Linked DNA regions of Mus musculus: region 1 is linked to region 2. The links are chromatin loops, found by intact Hi-C in ENCODE. Cell type or tissue: left cerebral cortex. All regions are shown on one strand. Each heading gives the region's core, and the rest is flanking DNA. Links, peaks and the distances in the headings are about the cores only. Region 1 holds the start of Brinp2 (bone morphogenic protein/retinoic acid inducible neural-specific 2). Region 2 overlaps Astn1 (astrotactin 1).

What was found. Hi-C counts contacts between places; a loop is a spot of excess contacts. Peaks named below come from ENCODE experiments on the same cell type or tissue, not always from the same donor. Only the 100,000 strongest peaks of a DNase experiment are listed, where the experiment ranks them.
Region 1: it touches region 2 in a loop (6-fold over the local background); 2 of 42 quality-filtered maps call a loop at or near these places.

The regions. Positions count from the first base shown.
Region 1 is chr1:158,349,478-158,359,359 of GRCm38, forward strand. Brinp2 (bone morphogenic protein/retinoic acid inducible neural-specific 2) reads right to left here and starts at 6,783. Exons shown (of 8, transcript NM_207583.2): 1 at 6,040-6,783. In left cerebral cortex, for the core only: CTCF peaks have their summits at 4,717 and 5,840; DNase peaks (open chromatin) are centred at 2,470, 4,440, 5,183, 5,483 and 4 more places; H3K4me3 peaks cover 4,978 bases; H3K27ac peaks cover 3,397 bases.
Region 2 is chr1:158,542,287-158,552,168 of GRCm38, forward strand. The region is part of intron 8 of Astn1 (astrotactin 1); the gene reads left to right. The region is part of intron 1 of Gm37679 (a long non-coding RNA gene); the gene reads right to left. Among named protein-coding and RNA genes, the nearest start is that of Gm37679, 7.2 kb to the right of the region's middle. In left cerebral cortex, for the core only: no CTCF peak of the experiment used is centred there; DNase peaks (open chromatin) are centred at 3,013, 5,646, 7,194 and 7,493; H3K27ac peaks cover 5,957 bases.

The sequences.
Region 1 (9,882 bases), core at 843-8,842, 190 kb before region 2:
CCATAGAAACAGAAGGGTTAGAAAATATAATCATAAAGGTAATCTGAAGAGAGATCATGGAAAACATGGGAAGGAGATAATAACTGCTCCCTGGGGGTGATGTGTGAATCAAGTGCAATACAGCTTGGAAGAATATTTTTGCAAATGATAGAAGGGCTAAGCAAACATGAGAGAAGTTCTAGGCATGTCCAACCCTTCTCTCGGTGACTAACAGTACCAGCATAGTTATGATGGAGGGGTGGTAGCCTTTCAACCTGTAATTAACAAATAAAATGTGATCCTCACGTCTTTCCGTTGCAATGGATAGTTTGGTAAATAATCTTGAAAAATACAGTGGTAGCTCTTCTGTCTCCCTGCCACACTAAAACATGTCTGTTTTGAAAAAACGAAAAAGTCAGGAAAGGGGAGGTCACATGATGGCAGAGAGGGCACAGGAGGGACTTCGAAGATTAAGATTAAGTACAGACAAGTATGTCCTCGTTTTTTGGAGAGAGAACCTGAAGATCATTCACTTAGTTATTTTTACTATTACACTCCCTACCCCTTTAAAAAACAAACAAACAAAAAAAAAAACAAAAAAACCAGACTAAACCAAAAGGCCTCTCACCAACTCACTCTGGGCATGTGAGCTGAGGGCTATATTGCTTTAGAAAAGCTTCCAGTGGGCTGAGTCACAGTTAGCTAGGTCCCTCCTCAAATAAATATAGGCCATGTAGGCTATTTGTGTTTCTTGCTTTTAAATTTCAGAAACCCATGCCCAGAGGCTCCCTCTGGGCCGCTCTTGACCTCTCCTTCCATGTTCTCTTTCTTTTTATGTCTCAGGCTCCTCCTGTCTCAAGCTCTGCCCTTTCTCCCCCATTAACCTGCTACTGCTCTGCAGGGCCTGGCTAGCGCGGTTTAAAAGAAATACACTGTCTGCCACCGATGGAAATCTAACTTCTGGTCCCTATATTAAAAACTAAAAGAAATGAACAAAAAAACTGGATTTTTTTTAACCCAGCATATCTGAAATATTACATCATTTAAATCTAAAATCAGTGTAAAATAGTGATATTTTTACATTGATTTTGTTTGTGTGTGTGTGTGGGTGGGTGGGGGGTGTTCTTAGAAACAGAGTCTCTTATATCCCATGCAGGCCTCCCATTCTCTATACAGTTGAGAATAACCTTGAACTTCTGATCTTCCTGCCTCTACCTCCTAAGTACTAGGATTAACAAGTGTGTGTCACCAGGCTTGGTTTATGTGGTGCTAGAGACAAAATCCAGGGCTTGAGGCATGTTAGGCAAGGAACATGTCAACAGAGCCACATACCCAGTTTCTTATAATTCTTTGTTTGTTTGTTTGTTTGTTTTTTCGAGACAGGGTTTCTCTATGTAGCCCTGGCTGTCCTGGAACTCACTCTGTAGACCAGGCTGGCCTCGAACTCAGAAATCTGCCTGCCTCTGCCTCCCAAGTGCTGGGATTAAAGGTGTGCGCTACCACTGCCTGGCTCTTATATGGCTTTTGAAAAAGTAAATCTTTTCAATTTTACAATCCTGGCATGCATTTCAAGAGCCCCTGAGCTACCTGTGGAGTTCTTGGGTGGATTTTTGCCTGCAGTGGCTCCTAATTTTACCCAATCCAGCACCCCAGGTATTTTAGCATTGCAACTGAGTTTGAGAAAAACAAATGATGGGACAGGACCAGCCACTGAAGATGGCAGAATATGATGATGGTATTCATACTTTCCTCTGCATATCAGAGTGATAATTTAAAGAGGACCAACCTGCACCAGTAGGTTAGAGAAGTCTAGCCCACTGCAGCCATCATAATTTAGCCTTCTGACACTTCCTTCCCAAACAGAGCAGGATTTCCTCCAAAATTATGAACAACACATCATGGGCCCAGGACTCTGGCTCAACCCTGAACATGGCAGTGTACATTTCTGAAAAGTAAAGAGAGAAGAAGTCCTATGCACAGCCCAGCTACTGGCCATTAGCATAAGGGTGCTAGTAGAAACAAGGGTGACAGGTAGGATTAAGGTAGGATCTTCAAGAGAGAGCTAATGTCTCTTAAGAGCTGGTTTGAGACTGTACTCTTGGACCAAATACACAGAGAGTCTGCGCTCCCAGGGAACTCCCTCCAGATCTCAGAGAAGTTAGGGAGGGGACTGTGGCAAGTCATTCTCTTCTCATGTCCAAAGGGAGCGTTCCCTATTGTAAGGATGGAGCCATTCACACAGTGGCGTGCAGCCTGAGTGATGCTTCAGACCAACTCCTAGAACAAGTGTGTGTGTGTGTGTGTGTGTGTGTGTGTGTGTGTGTGTGTGTAACTGGCTGCAGCCTTCTCCTGTGAGACAGCAGCAGCCCTTAGACTCCCCTTGGTTCTACCCAGGCTGACACCATGCCTCTCCCTTCTTTGCTCTGCTGAACAATCACAGAACCCCGTGGTACAGCTGCGGGCAGTACCACTCCCCACCCCCTCCTGTCTTTTTTTGTGGTCTCCTCCTTTGTGACTGCAACAGCATATGTTTTATTAAAAGGGAAAGAGAAGAGGAGACAAGAGGTTATGTACATGGGCATGCTCAAGAATCTTAAGATTGGAAATCTTCTGCTCAATGCTAAATGCCTAAGGGCTTTGGCATTTTGCCGGTTCCAAGTAAACCCCAAGAGGAACATTTGGGTGGAGAAATAGGAAATGGGGGAAAATCAAAGCTCTCTCTTAAAGGATTCTGATTCTAAAATATGAGAAGTCTTTTCTTGTGTTCTCTTGAAATTTGCCTGCCTTCCCCAACATCGTCATTCAAATTTTTTTTTTGATATAAAGTTGATAGGCTCTCTGACCTTGAGTAAAGCTTTTCCCATTGTATGTGGCTTAGACCTGAGAGTGGATGGAAGGCCAGGTAACATTTCCAATGTCTAGCAATATGCCCAGTATTTCAGAGCCCTGTCAGGATCCTAGATCAACTTCCGCTAGGCCGTACATGTTTAATACAATGAACACAGATACATAGGATTTCCAGGTTGCAAGAGAGGTGGCCCCAAAGGCCCATGCAGACCATGCTGGTTTCAGCTTCTCCCTGTGCCTGTGTTCCAGTGAGGGACTTGATCAACTAGAGCCCGTTAGCCCTGCTCTGCCTACCCAAAATATTCCACTCTAACTCTCATGGCTCCATTCTAATTCTCCCTTCGTGAAATACTGATAGCTCTTATTATTAGTACAGATCAATGGCTGATTAATAGGGTCAGCCTTTTGACTTCTCTTGTATTGAACTTCTGTTGAGAATACATCATCATTTACCTTTGCCTGGACATAGGCCTATTTTCCCAAGTAGACTACAAAATCATGGGGTTAAAGTTTCCTAAGGTTTTTTTTATCCCTCTGTGCCTTGATGTACTGCCAGAGGAGGACCCCCCAAATCACATCACAGCCTCCTTGCTTTGTAACGTATAAAGCAACCAAGTCAGATCGCAAACACTGAGATGGAACTATGCCTTAGAAGGAGCCCAGGGGACTGAGGTTAATTAGGAAGCAGTAAGACCCAGGCCTCCATTCCATGAGTTTTCCTACTGCTGTGTGTCCTGTGTAAGACAGATCTTCTTCTGGGGTTCTCTGCACTCCCCTTTCCAAGAAGAAGACTGAAGTCTTTCACGCTCTACATCTTAGGATAACCAAAGACAAAGGAGACTATAAGCCATCTGAGAATTATGTAGAGGACTTCTGTAAATGCTCCCAGCTCTTTGGGAAAGGAGCTCTTCAAAATATATGCAAGGACTTATTATTTAATAAGAAGAAAGAATGGCTCTCCAGAAGTAATACCACACAGTGCTCGCTTAAACACTAGCTAGGAACCTGAACACTGAACATTCCAGCCAGTGCAAAGTGCCCACACATTATCTCCAGTCCCTTCAGATTACCTCTTGTTTGTGAGTGGAGAGGGATTTTGGAGCACCCTCCCTGAGGGATAGGTCTAAGGTGGTGCTCCCAGGTGCAAGCCTGTACCTTGGGGAAGAGGATCAGGAGGAGTTGATGACGCAGGGAGCAGGGACGTTCTGTGCCCTCTGGCTTTGCTCAGTAAACAACCTGTCAGGAGGCCAGAGAGGAACACTCTGAAGGGGATCTTGAGGTCCAGGAAGAGATGTTTCCCATTCCCCAAACCAGGCCAACACAAGAAGAATCGGGCCCTTCTGTCCTCCCCAGCGTTTACCTCCTCTGACTTTTCTTGTTTCCACACTGAACACATACCACTCCATTCTGGGAAAGGAAAGACAACTCCATTTTTTTGTAAGGCGAAAGAAGTAAGAGTCAAGAATGCTTCTGGCTTCCCCATGGCTGCAGCCCAGCTGTCAAACCCCTTAAAACCAGCTGTTTTCCAGCAGCCAAGATTCTGGTCTGACGCTTGCTCTCAAACACAGTCTCCTTGCTCGGCATCTTTCCAAATTCTTCTTTCCTCACAGAAGCAGAGCATGCATCTTTTCCCAGAGTGGGTAGCAGCTATGGTACTGGTAAGATAGATCACTGTGGCAGCATTGCTTGGTCATGCTCTCAGTGCTACATAGCAACTCATTCCAGGTGAGAAGGAACTCATGAGGGCCATGTCATAAACAAACAAACAAACAAACAAAAACCAGGCATACAACTGTGCAAAATCAAGAGGGAAAACACATAGACTTCAGCATCACTCTAGCTGTTTCCTGATGTCATCAGACTGCCCCCCAGGGGATTTAGTAGAATCCTATAGCTTCCTGGTTAATACAGGCATTGCATATCTTCCAAGAGCCTGGCCAGGGGGGCGAGGAAAGCAAAGGAATCAACATACACTTGTCTAGAGAAGACCTGGGGAGAAATACTTAACTCACAGTGTATATGTTTAATTCTTCTTATTGGCCTATGCTAACATATCACTGGCCCTGTTGGATACGGTCCGGATTTTATTTCATAATTGATATTCTCTTAGCACATTTGTTCCTACTCAGGGCAACCTGCTCCCAGGACAGGGAAAGCATACATATGGTTCTTTACAGAAAGGTCTGTTCAATCACATTACAGTGCATCCAGTTGATTGTTAGTTAATATTTGGCTTAAGTCTATATACCCTGGATAAATATGTACCGTGAAGAAAGACTGCTTGGTGAAGAGAGAACTCCTCTGGGCTAGAACAGCAGTGTACAAGTTCATCCTCCTACTGGGTAGCGACACCCCAGGCATCATGGCCCGAGCAGGGGCTAGGCAGAGATGCTTAGTGTTTCTGTGAGCAGCCAGCTTCCTTCATACAGCTGTGAACACACACACACACACACACACACACACACACACACACACACACACACACACACACACACACACAGCTGTGTATGAACAGGGAAAACACTCTGATAGATAGTCTCAACAGACCCTTCCCTTCAGCACAGCAATATTCTCCCTGTAGTGTCTCCAGTGTACTACCAGGATTGACTCAGTCGATTGGGGTTTCTGTTATACCACCCAAAGGAGACTATGGGATTCACTCCTAGGAATTATTTTTGTCCCTCATTACATGTTCATAGAAGAAATAGACTGGCCTCTAAAGCATGCCACAGGGCTTTAATGACCATGTGAATACAGCTATATTGCACAAAAGAATACCAGGTCTTTAGGGTCCTCCCCAAACACAGTGAACCTCGTGCAGTTCTGTCCGGCATCAGCTAGGCAAGCAAAAGTCCTTGTCATCCTCTGCAATTATGGAGCCCGAATGAATTTTCGAAAGCTAATGGGAGTTGCACTAACTTTAAGGACTTAAACCAGGCAAAAAAAGAAAAAAAAAAAAAAAAACCAATATAGGTCAGGCAGAGTGCCCAAGCTCTGTGACAGCCATGCGACACCAGGAGGCGATTCCAGAGTCAGCTCAAACCCAAAGTCCACTGCTAAGCTCCACCTGACAGAAACTACGGGGTGGAATGGGAGTTATTCCTTTTGCTTGCAATTGCCAGGCACCAGACAAGAAGGTTGAATGAGGACTCATGAAAATCACAACGAAAGGTGATACAGAAAACCCAGGGGTACAGACCCCTGCACGATTACCTTGAATCCTTGTAAGAGTCCTTCTTGCTGTATCAGCTGCTCCCCAAACCACCAAGGACTGCGAGGAGACTCCCAAAAGACGCCTGATTTTTGTGCAACATCTCCAGTGGCAGCCTTCCAAAGTTTTTACTTCATGATTTCTTGTGGCTCTTTCTCCTTTGGGGAAATATGAAATGCCACCCCCTCAGCTTGTGAGAGGGAACGGATGTCTCTTTTCAAATTCTCCTGCTCTGGGCTTTGCTGTCGCCGCCGCCGCCGCGGCGGCAGCTTTTAGACCACTTGCCTGCTGCCTTGCCGTGGAGCAGCGAGCATCCCAGGCACCCACAGCATCTGTGAAGTGGGATCAGCACTAGGCTGGGTCGCACGCGGCGTGGGAGAGGTGAGGAAAGTGGGAAGCCAACTGAGAAGTCCCCTGTCCCTCGACCGAGGTGAAACCCAAGATCTTGCCTTCTTTTTTTTCCAACTCTAAAGAGACTCACCCGCCCTGTCATCCGAAATCTGTGCCTTGTACATGGACAGAAATCGTTCCTCAGGCGTCTGGGCTCCTTCGGCTGCCTGAGGACCTGCTGGTGTCCTCGGAGCGCGCGGCAGGTGCATTTCCAAGTCCTCCGGAACCCGTCGAGCTCAGCGGAGGCGCTGCGGGTTGAGCCGCGAGCCGCGCGGCAGGCAGGCGGATTCCATCCTGGAGCTGCAGCCCGGCGCGTCCCCACTCCGGCTTCCCGGTCCGTACCTAACCAGTGTCACCTGCAGACTCAGACACCGGATGAGTGTCTTAAGATAACAATGCTGCCCTGCCTGCCTCTCTCGTTCTTTCTTATGCACGTAGGTTGGCAGCCAATAGGACCCTGCGCCATACTCACCACAGGCTCCCATTGGCTGTGAAGCCTGGCAGGAGGCGGGTTCTGAGGCCTACCGGCAATCTCCTTTGGCTAGCTGGCAGGCTGGGGTACCAGCTCTGTTAACCCTCCCAGCTTTTTGCAGCAGCGACTTTTTCCCCCTCCCCGCAGTAAGGATAAGGAAGAATTGGATAAATTCGCGGCTGCGTGTGGCGTTGGGAGTGAGATTGGAGCGTGTCAGAGGCTGAGGAACAAGAAGTAGACTGGGAACTAATTACATTTGCTTTGGTCTTCTGAGTTACAATATTCATTCGTCCCAGCCCATTTTGTTTGCTTGCTTAACCAGAACTCCCAGAGATGGGGACCCATTTGAGCCATTTTCCTTCTAATTTGAGGTTTCATTTAGTTGTTCTGTGCTTTTTAAACCTCCTGAATTACTTAATTAGAAGTGAGCCCCCAAGTGAGAAATAGCTCTCTCTCTCTCTCTCTCTCTCTCTCTCTCTCTCTCTCTCTCTCTCTCACACACACACACACACACACACACACACACACCCCGGGGCCGGGGGCGGGGGGGGGGGAGGGAGGGGGTAAAGAGGGAGGCAAAAGACCACAGGAGCTCTGTGGTAAGATGACCAGGCAGAGAATCGCTGAACAGCTAAATTGAGACACCTCACGCCCCACACCAGACCTGTAGGGACAACAGCAAAGAGGAGAACTTGGGGATTCTGGGGAGACCTCTGAAATGGCCTGCGTCCAAAAAGAAAGAGAATTGTTTTGCCTGTGATGGTTTCCTTCTGTGTGTCTCCTTTCACTCCAGTGGCTGTCAGGAAGAGGGACTCGCATTTTTTAAAGGAAGACTAGAGAAAGGAGAACAGGACAAGCCTTGTTTCTGAGAAGCAGGTGCTGTCTGCTGAGCCTGTGAAAGGGAAGTCCGGGCAGTGGGTAAGGGAGGGAGAAAAGGAGGGAAAGAAGGAAAGAAGGAGGAATAAAGATATTAACTTTAATTGAATGGATGTGAACGATATGTTTTTGATGTTCTAATAAATGTGTGAGGCTGAAATGCATCCTACTAACTGGCGAACTACACTAAATTTTGGAAAGAGCCGTTGTTGAAGAAAGATAAGTTGAAAGTGGCAAGGGATGTGGGGGAATTCCCAGTGAGTCACATGATGAAGGCCTATATAGAGGAGAATAGGCAGAGAGGGAGACAAGTGTCTCCATTTAGTTTCCTTGAGTTGAGAGCAACATCGGAGATTGTTTTGGAAAGAAGTAGACAAAACAGAGGGCAGAGGTTAGATGTACACAGAGGAAGGATATATCTGGGGTTAGGTATAAAGTGCCCCTTTAGCCAGATGCTCTGAAAGAGTGAGGAAGTCTAGAAACTGCTTCTTATCTACAAACCCCCACCCATTTCCATCATATCTGATCTCTACTTGTTTTCTACTCTGCATCTCACCCAAGTTATTCCTTCTACACTCTGCAGGAGTCTGGCTATAAAACATGCCAGAGAATGGCGGTCCTGTGGAGTCCCCAGATCTTCAACTAAGATAAAATATCTAAATAAACTACTGAGAGTTTAACTGCTCCTGACTGTGGAGCCAGTTGTTCCTGAGATTCCTAGAGACAGAGGCCCACTGAACCTAACCCACGTAAGAACGCTTTGGAGGTCTTCCTGTGAAATAACTTGAGGGAGTGAGGGAATGGATGAATGGTAGGACAGGTGTAACTTCTGTCAATGGAAAGAAGGAAAGTGCCAGGATTTCTCAAGAAGGGACAGCCAATCAAAATCTTGATGAAAATCAAGAAACTTGGCTGTGTTTTCTTAAATCACCCATGATATTTTAATGAAGAAAATCACACACTAAAAAAACCTACAAATGTTCATCTGATGAAGGTACTTTGAGGTAACTACTATTCACTTCATTTCCAACATTACAAGAAGCAAACATTGATTCTTTCTTAGTAAATCTAATAACAGCCCAAAGAGGACTACTATGCAAATACCCACTCCCAAAGAATTTCACTCTCTCTTAAACCGTGAAAATATAGAATATTAGGAGGATACAGTGCTCTACACCTTATTTCTTCCACTCACTAATGTCTTGGCCACAAGAAGCTGATGATCATCTGAGTTAGTCCCACCCTTTAACTGTTGCTGCACACATACTATCTTTTCTTCTAAATGAATATAAAAGTCAAGGAATATAAATCACTACATTTACTTTTTAGACCAACAGTATATGAATTCTTGTGGCAATGTTTCAAAAGTCCACTTCCGTCTGAAACAGTTATGTCATGTAACAAGACAGTGGAGAGGGTTATTGTCACTGAGCAACAACTAAATGTCTGAATGTGTGAGATCTTTTTGTGCAATCTCATTTCCTTCTCATGAACTCCAAGCAAGTTATACATTGTTATTATTTATGTATTAGTATTATTGTTGTTTAAATTCTACAAATAAAAACATTTAATGCAAGACACTGTTTTCAGTGTCTGAACTGAATGTGCATATGCGTTTGCATGCATGTACGTATTCGGTGAATGGAATGGAATGATGAGAACGGGAAGTGATGCAATTTCTCATTTCCAAGATGAGGCTGGAGGTTTATCTGAGTAGTTTGGATAACCTAAGGAATGAAGAGCACTGTGACGAGAAGGGCCTAGGAGTGAGGATGGGAAACAGCCTCATCTTCATTGGTGTGTATGTGTGTGAACACATAGTTTGGGGAGTTAGTGATCAGGGAATGAAATACTTGACAGTGAGCAATCAACCTAGGGGAATAAGTGTAAGAAATGAACATTTTAAATTTTCAAACCACAGAATTCTGGTACCTGAGCTCTTGGGTATAGAGTTGGCTTATGAAGAAAGCAATCCAAAGGTATTAAGAGTCATAAAAAGAAGCCACTGACATTTAAATATAAAACAGTGAACCTCAGAGAAGAAGTCAGGCTTACACCTTACAAAACTTGGTATTTTTAAATAACATGCTTTATTTTAAATAAGTTT
Region 2 (9,882 bases), core at 1,099-9,098:
GACAAAGATGACCTTCACTCTAGATTTCAATTGCTTACCCCCCACTGGACCCCTACAGAGACCTTGTTCTGCTTGCAAGTGTTTGAGTCCACAGAGGTTCATGTGCTTGGAATTTCAACCCATTGTTGCAGTGCTGAACTGGTGAAAACTTTAAAAGGTAGGAACTGTTGGAAGGTGGTCACGTCTTAAGGCAAGGTATCATGCTGGTCTTGCAAGCCTACTATGACCTTGAAAGAGTATGCTGTAATGGAGTGAGACATCCATATATTTTGTCTTTTCTTGACTGGAGTATATCCAGTACATATATCATAAAAAAGGTCTTCACTGTCTCTATCAACAATCTATTAACAACTATTGAATGACCTCCAACTTACTACAATTTCTATCTCCAAGTCCTTTTTCGTTGGAATCACTCTCAATGCTGCAGTCATGCAAATGTAGGGTTGGTCCACATGTTCCTTTCAAATCATCTATCCTTTTCACATTGTCCATGTGCAAAGTCACATATACTTTAAATGTTTGTCCTTCATTACCTGGTTTATTCTTGGTCAGTTTTACACTACAATAAAAGAATTCCATAGACTGTGTCATTTATAAACCATAGAAGATTTTTTTTTCCAGTATAGAGGCTGAAAGTCTAAAAGCACATGGTAGTAGATGGTAAGGAACTTTTTATACATAATAACACAGAGGAAGGACAAGTGACCACATCATGGAGAGTAAAATAAAGTGAAATCATATTTATAAGAAATCTTCCTGTGATAACTCATCCACACCTACGAGAACATAGCGACCCTCATGACCTAAGCTCTTGCTTAAGGCCCCCACCTGTTATCATCATGGCAAAGGTAATTAAATTTCAACTTTAGCTTTGTAGGGGGGACAGGAAAGCTGTGGCACAAGGCTAGTGAGCAGTCCATGTTTGGTGAAAGGTTAGCAGCAAGCGGGGGTGGGGGGGTGGGGGGGAGATGTATTTTTTTAATTGGTTGTTCTTGTTGTCAGTTCCTTAATTTCACAGGGTTTGTTAAATTCATTTCCAATGCACATCAGTGTGTGAAGCTGGGGTATGCCTTCTCTCCTTCCCTTTTTCTCCTTGTCTCCCTGACACTATCTTTCTTCTTTCTCTCTCTCTTATCTCCATGTATCTCTTTCTTTCTTACACACACACACACACACACACACACACACACACACACAAACACACACCTTATATACCTGCATCTCTGACAGGGATCAGTCTCAAGAAAGGAAGTAAGGAATCTCTTTATGCTTATGATGAAGCCCACAGTTGTCATAGAGCTGGTATAACATGCATAAAGGTTTAAGAAAGTTGGGTGCAGAGAAATTAGAAGCTAGCTTTAAATGTTTGTGAAACCAATGAATGGGTGACTTGAAATGAATAAACAAATATGAAGGAAACACCTAAATGGCAACTTACATATATATAGCAGAAGGAAATACAGTGGCTATGATGCATCCTTTACACAATTACAGAACCCAAATGCAGATGGGACAAAGGCTCAGCCTACGGCAAATGGGATCTAATAGAGTCCTCATCAGCTTAGCTTGGATCACTTGAGTGTGTATCTATGGCACAGATACAGCTAGATATTGTAGAAGAGGGATTTCTGGGAAGAGAATGTTCCTGGAATAGCTACAGGATATGGGGTGGAGGAAAACCGGGTTATGGATACATATTATCCTGTTCCCAGCTACCTCTAACTCACCCCACAGAGCTTTCCCAAGATGCTCATTTCTGTTCTCCTGTCAGCACTGTCATGATTTAAAAGCTTCTTCCCCCGAGGACCACAGCCAAAGGGAGAGCTCAGAGCAGTGAGTGTTCTTATCAGCCTTTGCACAGGACCTTAAACTTCTTATGGGCACGGGCTGCTCCTTATTTGGTTCTGTGATGTGCCTGCGATGCCACCTTCTTGTTTGGCCATAAAGAGTGTTTATATTAGTCATCCACAGTTACCATAAAAAATATCAAGTTGGGTATTGTGGCTTATCTTTGTAATTCCACACAGGAGGCAAAGAGGGGGAGATTGTCATGAGTCTGTGGTCAGCCTGGCTTAGAGAGACACCTCTCTCAAACAAAATAACACCCTAAAGCCAAAACATTCAAAACCATGTCTGGCCATTTAGCTTAGGGAACATTGTGGAAGGGAAAAGAAAGTGGAAAGATTGTAAAGTTGGGGAGGAAGGTCGCCAAACTGTCTTCTGGATACTGTACTCATGAACTCCCGACAGCTGTGGTTGTCTGCACAAAATCACAGCATTGCTTCACAGAGGAGAGAGGTGGCACAATGTCCTACCCCTAGCTGAGGAGACTTGGCAACTGAAGGTTGCCAGAGTAGAGATTGCCGATTTTCTTCAGGGAAGTGGCCCCTGGTAGGTGGCCTGTGCTACCATGGGTGGCCCTCCACCATGTGCTTTGAACAGCGTATGTTGGATTCAATGAATTAAAAAGGAAGAAATGAACTTGAGAGGGAGACATGGCTGGAGGTGTTCTAGGAGAAGTCCAAGGAGGAGTGGGAGTAAATATAGTCTAATACATTATATAGATGTACAAAATTCACCAAGGATAAATAAAGATAATAAATCAAAAAGAAAACAAACCTGTGAGTTAGACAACTTGATACTCATAAGTTTATTTGATTTGTTCACAGTTGGAGAGGCTACAAGACCCAGGATGTAGTTTCTTATGTAGCCACAGCTGACCTCCAGATAGATACACTCTCACTGTGTCCTTACACAGTAAAGGAAACTCTGGGACTTCCCTTCCTCTTTTTCTAAGGACACTAGTCCTGCTGAATAAGAGCTCAGCCCCATATTCCTTCTTAAAGGCCTTTTTTGCCAGAATAGTCACAAAGCGACTGAGAGCTCTAGCATCTGGATTTCAGGCAAGGCACAATTCATCCCACAGTACGGCAGCGTAAGCATTAAGTCAGAATGGATGAGCAGGGCTTGTGGCTGTCATCTCGCTGTGGTTGCTTTAGAGAGGAAGAGTAACTGGGATTTCTTTACCCTTCTGAGTCACTCCCTCTTTAGCACCCTCCACCTAACAAACACTCAGCACAGACTGCAAAAGAGCCCATCTCAGATGAGATGGCAAATCCCAAGGGAAAAGAAGGCAGGTGTTTCTCTTGCTGTGTGAGTTTGTACAAACCAGTACAGTGCTAGCTTTTAGTCATCTAGGCCATTTCTTCATGTCAGTCACACAGGGGGCCCATGGTGGACGTCTCTAGTGAGATTTAAGACAGAATTCTCACTCAAAATGTTTATCTTTGGAGTTTTTCATATACACATATAAATACATATGTATAGTATTCTGTGTTTATATACATTTATATATAATATATGAATAAAATATGAACATATACATGCATGTACAACATATAAATGTGCACATACATACACATATACATACATATACATTCATACACATGAACATGTGCAAGTGAGCACACACACACACACACACACACACACAATTTCTTCAAGGTAGTGTGCCGGTACTTGACTTACAAAATACTTTCTGAATCCTTCAGACCCATATTTTTAACACTATGGGGGTGGGGAGAGAATGAATCTGGATAAGATCAACTTTAATTTACTTCTTTGGGTCCAACTCAGATGCTGTGAAATATTCCCATTAGTAGCAGAAAACGCTGCCATTTGTTGGAGACCTGGTCTGTTCTTAACAAAGAATTTTACCCATGATTTGCTTACAGCAGCAGTTCCCAAGGTATGGGTTGAGATGCCTTTGGGGAACTGAACAGCCCTTTCACAGGGATCGCCTAAGACCATGGGGAAACATGGATATTTTTGTTATGATATGTGACAGTAGCAAAATTACAGTTACGAAGTAGAACTGAAAACAATTTTATGGCTGGGAGTCAGCACAAACTGAGGAATTGTATTTAAGGATCACATTAGGAAGGTTGAGAACCGCTGTCTTACATCACGCCCTCTTCATGGGTCACAGCTGCCATTTTACAGGCCATTGTAAGGTATTTTTAAATTATCAACCAAACAGTGGCGTCTACTTAAAATGTATGGCTATTACTTTTCCTAATGGCCCCTAAGTTGTAGATATAAATACTAATTCTGTAGTAAATGGAACTTGTAGATATTTCCTTCAGCCTAGCGAAGGTGTGACAATCAGGGAATCACCTTGGAGAGTTGATTTTTATTCCTGAGGCTCCCCTCAGAAGGTGGCATTATCACCCTGAGCTTGCGTCTGGCCACATCACCATGAGAAGATCAAATAAATTACTACCTGGCTCATGGTTATGTGGAGCCAAGAGTTGAGTCCAAGGCTGGGAGGCTCTGAAACCCATCCCCCAGCGTACTGCTCTCCTGAGGACTTAAGGAAGATCAGCTCTTAAGACTGTCAGAGCTAAAACAGGCTTCCCACTAATCCAGCTGGTCACACAGCTGATTAATGTTGAATTATCTGGGATCAGGTCTCCTGATGGCAGCTTGTGCATTATTTCCTCTTCAATGAACTCTTTCTTCCCAGCTTCGGACAACCACTTTTAATGGCCTCTAGGGGTTTCACGGTCAAATGTAAAAGGTGTTTTACTACCTGAAGTACAGAAAAATGAGGGTCTCTGGGAGAGAATACCAAAACTAATTATACGGGGTCAGGCATTAGTTTGCAGAGAGAGAAGAACAAACGTAAGGGGTATAACTTGGTAAACACACTGATATAAGATGTGTCCCTGCTCTAGGAGTATCTGTAAGATAACAATGTCATGAGGCAGGGTGTTAAGGACTTTGAAGTAGATATAACCAGGAAATTGGATGAAATAAAAGAAAGAGGAAGGCTGAGCACGTGCTATTGATGTATGGGCACCACAGGCATCTCTGCATTGCCTGGCTGATGGAGAAAATCCTGTACAACATACCTGGTGATGTGGGGTATGAATAACTGATCTCTGGGGGTTTCCCCAAGGCTTCTTTCCTCTATGCAGTTTATAGAGTGCTGCATCCACCCCAGTGCTCTTACCCACTGAGCCATCTCACCAGCCCTCTTCATTGTTTTCTACTGGCTTCTTTATTCTTCATTTGCTTCCCTCTTCAGCTATGCCCACCCCAGCCTTCTCTTAGCATTCCAATTTCCCTTCTGTGCTTTCCCTGCCACCACATCCTCGCACTCACTCCCCGCTCACTTTATCCCTCTGAGCATTCATCCTCATCTTCTCTTCCTCTTCTTTCTATGGAGCCTGGTATATTGCACGCCTCTGCTCTTCCTTCTCTCGGCCTCCAGAACAGAAGATGAAATTTGCCACTCTGACAAAGAGAACAAAAGCCAAAAGTCCCTACTAAAGTTACAAGGACAGCAATTTTTCTTTTTAGGGGATTTTAATTTTAAAATGAGAAAAAAAATTTTTTTCAGCCTCCTCCTCCTCCCCCAACCCCTGCTGTGCTCGCACTGCTGTGAGCCTCAGGGAAGGCTGGGAGCATCCAGAGAGGGACAGCCAGATAAAAAGCTGCTCCTTGGTTCAGAACATTTCTGCGCTCCTGTTCCCTCCCATCCTCGCTCCTTTTGACTGTGTTTGTCTGGGATCCAGGCAGAAAATGGTAGAATTAGCATTTTTAATAAAGGAAACTGGAGAAAAGGGAGGCAGCTCAGGAAAGCTGAAGGAGGGAAGGAAGCCCAAATCTACTGACAGTCAACACTCCCCTTTTAGAGCCAGAGAGAGCTCAAGGTGGGGGCAGGGGAGGCAAGCAAGAGAAGCCAGAGTTTGGAGTTTACAAGAAGTACTCAGGCTGATATAATTGGAGCTTTGAGCACAGGCAGAAACAGTTGGGAGGTGGGAAATTGCTGTGCTGGATTGAGTTTGGCTCAACTTGATACTGAGGCCCAGCTTTGTGAAATGGTTTCTAATTTAGCCCATTTTCTCTGTCTTCCTGGAATGAGCCATTATTCGTCCATTACCAGCAAAAAATCATGGTCCAAGCTAACCCCTTCTTTTCTTTTCTCCTCTTCCTCTTCTTCACTTGCTCTGTAGGAAAGCAGAAGAAATTCACCAGAGGCGGGGGACAACATGTACCCTTCATTTAAAAAGAGAAAGTGACCCCCACTTTCGGAGACCTGGTGTGACTGGCATCCTCTTCCCTCTTTCCCGTGTCACAGGCTATGGATGCAAAACTTTAATGGAGTTGCTAGGTTTGCGTTGTTTTGTGTGTTTGGCCATTGGACCTCCGCAGGATGAGGCTTAATTGGCTCTTTTCCTACCACTGAAAGGGATGGAAAATATCGCCAGGCGAAGGTTACTGTTTTCCAAAGAAAGTGGCAGTGATGAGATCTAATGCCTCTGACAGCTGGATAAAAAGTTGCTAAATAAGAATAAATTGAATGTCTAAGCCCACAGTCATTCAGAAGGTAACAGAAACCCCAAACACCGAAATGAAGCACCTTGTCACACACAGCATTCTTCTTCCACCACACTTATAACCCCATGGGAGTCAAAATAGTAGCAAATGTATTTCATTTTCTTAAACTCAATTCTGTAAAAGATCAGGACAAGTCAAAACTGGGTGAATACTCTTTTTTTTTTTTTCCTTTGACCTGAGTTTCAGCCTATTAAATACTTAAGACCTCTTCCTTGGTGCAGTGTCAACTGGGTAATTGCGGACATCTCACATATTTAGACTTGATGCTAATCCTGCAGCATTAACAAAAGAGTGACTGCCACAGCCAGTGTTCCTTACATATGGATTTGACCATTTTAGCCTCATTCAAACAGACAGTAGAATGTGTATGTTTGTATAAATTCTTATTTCCATCTGGCCTATATATCTTATTCCTGAAATTTGATTTCTTTCATCAGAAAGCTATCCTACCTTCCCTTGTTCTTGCAGTGATGACCTGGTATAGATACCAGGCATCTAAATGTTAAATAAATAAGATTAAAATAAAATATGTAAGATCCTTACATCAAAGAACATTTCTTAAGAACGGGGAGCAACAAATAGCTCTTAGGTTCTGTCAAGGAATAAATACCATCTCTGAGTTTAGGATCCAAAAGTAGGATTAACATCACTTGGATACTTAAAAGCACATTTAGGTTAGTTAGAGTGTGGGTTTAGACCCAGAACCAAGTTTCTCTGAGGGAGTGAGAAATTCACTTGGAAGGTTCTTTGTTACTATATCTAGCGCTACATTGTGTTTTCCCCTCATTTCTATTCATTTGAATATATGCCTTGACCTCCTTCTATTCCCATAGTGACACTAGGCTACACATTTGAGGATCTGAAAAGCACCTGTTTTCAGACATTGTCTGCATGTCCTTTCTCTTCAGAGGTTTCAAAGGGTCCTTGGCTTCTTTCCATTGACAGATTACATTATTTTCCCCAGTAGCTCTCCCCACATCACAGTTCTTGACTCTAGTCCATATGCTTGTTTCCAAAATGTTGCCTCCAATCCTCACCCCTATTCTTATTTTTATGCCCCATCTCTAACTGCTCCTGGATCTCTGTTCATGGAGTTGCTATAAGTATCTAAAATTAACCTGTCCAGAATGGAACACGAAGCCTACTCCCACATGGATATCTGCTCTAACTCCCATCATCTTGGCCCATATAAATAGCATCATTTATCCACCATCTTACCTTATAAATAGCATCATCTACCCTGCATTCTTCCAGATGAAAAAGTTGGGGACAAGTCTCCATATTCCTCCGCAATTACCCTATCCACTTTCTCATTCACATGCCTACTTTGAATCACCAGATCCAATTCATTCATATTGGAAATGCCTCTTGAAACTACTCGCTTCTTTTCTTTGCAAAGCTGTTGGACCCCAATAATGCTCCAGTGTCCTCAGACACTATTAATGCCTTTCTAATTACCCTGTCATTGTGCCCACCTCTGAAAGAGAGGAAGGGAGGATGAAGCCAGGGGATCCTTTTGGGGAGTGGAGGTATTGGTGGTAGGGAAGAGGAGAAAGAGAGGGAGGAAGGAAAGAGTAAGCAATGGGGATCCCTTTTGAGGAGTAGGGCAGTGAATGTGCACAGTTCCTTCAGGGAAGATGGTCCACTCATGCTGTGGGTTCTCAAAAAGAGAGGTATGAAGGCAAGGAGAGAAAAAGGAAAGAGAGGTTAGACTCCAGTCAGCCTGGGTGGTGCCCGGTAGGAAATGGGAAGCTGTGAAGAGCTTCCTGTGAGATTAATGGTGATGGTGTCACAGGAGTGGTTTTAGATAGGCTAACTACTGGCCTAAGGCCAAATCAGACCTCCCATCTCTCTTTGTAAATAAGGTTTTACTGTTAACACAGTTTGGGTATTATCTGTGGGCTACTTCCCTGCTACAGTGTCAAAGTCATGTGGTTGCAGCAGGAATTACAGAAGCTACAAAGCTAAACCTATTTATCATGGAGCTCGTAACAGAAAAAGCTTGACAACCTCTACATTGTATGAGGACAGCTCAGTCTCAGAGGTATTGACACCTGTTATGAGGCTAACGTCATTCATAGGATGTATTCCAATGCCCCTGTCGTTCCTCCACTACATATATGTAGTAACCAACCCCCAAGCCGTCACAGTGGAAAGCTTCAGCCTTCAGCATTAATTGTGGCAAGAACATCAGTACAGGAGTCAATGTAGGAGTCTATTGCCACGAGGACAGCAGACGTGATGATAACAGCAAATACAACCACTGTGCTGCCTCTGTGCCTGCCATTATGGCTCATGTTATATGCCTTAACCTTTTCAATTTGTCCACAATCCTATGAGGTAGATACTGTCCCACCAATACCTTCCCATGAGGTTCAGATGGTTATCAGTGTACACAGAAGGAAATGAGATGGGGGAGGGGGGAGTTTTTTCAAGGTCAGGTACCCATGGCACAATGACACTGTAGAAAATGAAACACTATGGACTATCTACTTCCCCCATTTCAGACCGTTTTTGTTTCATTCTAACTGTAGAGAGCTAGAACATCTCTTCAGGTGTTAGCTTTCCGGTATGATATAGCTTGGGTTGCCAAAATGGCTGCTTTGATCCATACTAATGTTGTTTATAGTTTGACCAAAGTTTAAAGTAGTCATTTCTAATGCCCTTCTCTACTATGGACTGATCAGAACCCTTTCCTGATGCGTAGCCAGCTTAATCTAATACCTGGACTTAATACCAATTCCAGCGCCTTCCCAGTTAGTTCGTTAGTTCGTGCCTAGCAGGTAAGTGCACTGTTGTGAAGAGAATTAACCAGAAAATAAACGTGGAAAGCCTGGAAGACATTCATGAAGAGGAGTTTTTTTTTTTTTTTTTTTTTTTTTTTTTTTTTTTTTTGAGGATCAAGAAAGCTAGTCTGAGAATCAGCTTCAGGGGCACTGACCTCAGCAGACTTGTCATTCTATGAATGTATCGGGGTGTTCATGTGAACAGATGGGGTGGCTGGTCACCCCTGCAGCAAGAAAATGCCACCTTTCTTCCATTCACAAAATAACCTAGACAGGAGAGAGTGTAACAAGAAAATAGCTAGGACTAGAGATTTTGGTTTGAAAGTAAATTTGTCCATTCAGTGGAAAGCAGGGATCTAGTGGGGCTAATGGGGCACAGAACGAATGTCTAAGTAAAACAGTTTTGGCTCTGGACGCAGGGAGCAGGTGAGGCTGAGACTGCACACCTTTTGCTTTGGCTTTGGGCTAGTGTCTGAGGCACCAAGGCAACCCCCTTGGTAGCAACAAAGCCACAGAGTGGGGACAATGAAAGCACAATGCAATTGTTCAGGCCTTTGGATGCACTCGTTCTAGCCCAGAGTCCCTGTTTGATCAGCCTGACTTCTTAAAGGGCCCCGTGAGTGACAAGAGCAGGAGACAGAGAGAAGGAACACTGAGCTGCAATGACCTTGAGGACTGAGGTCATGGGAAA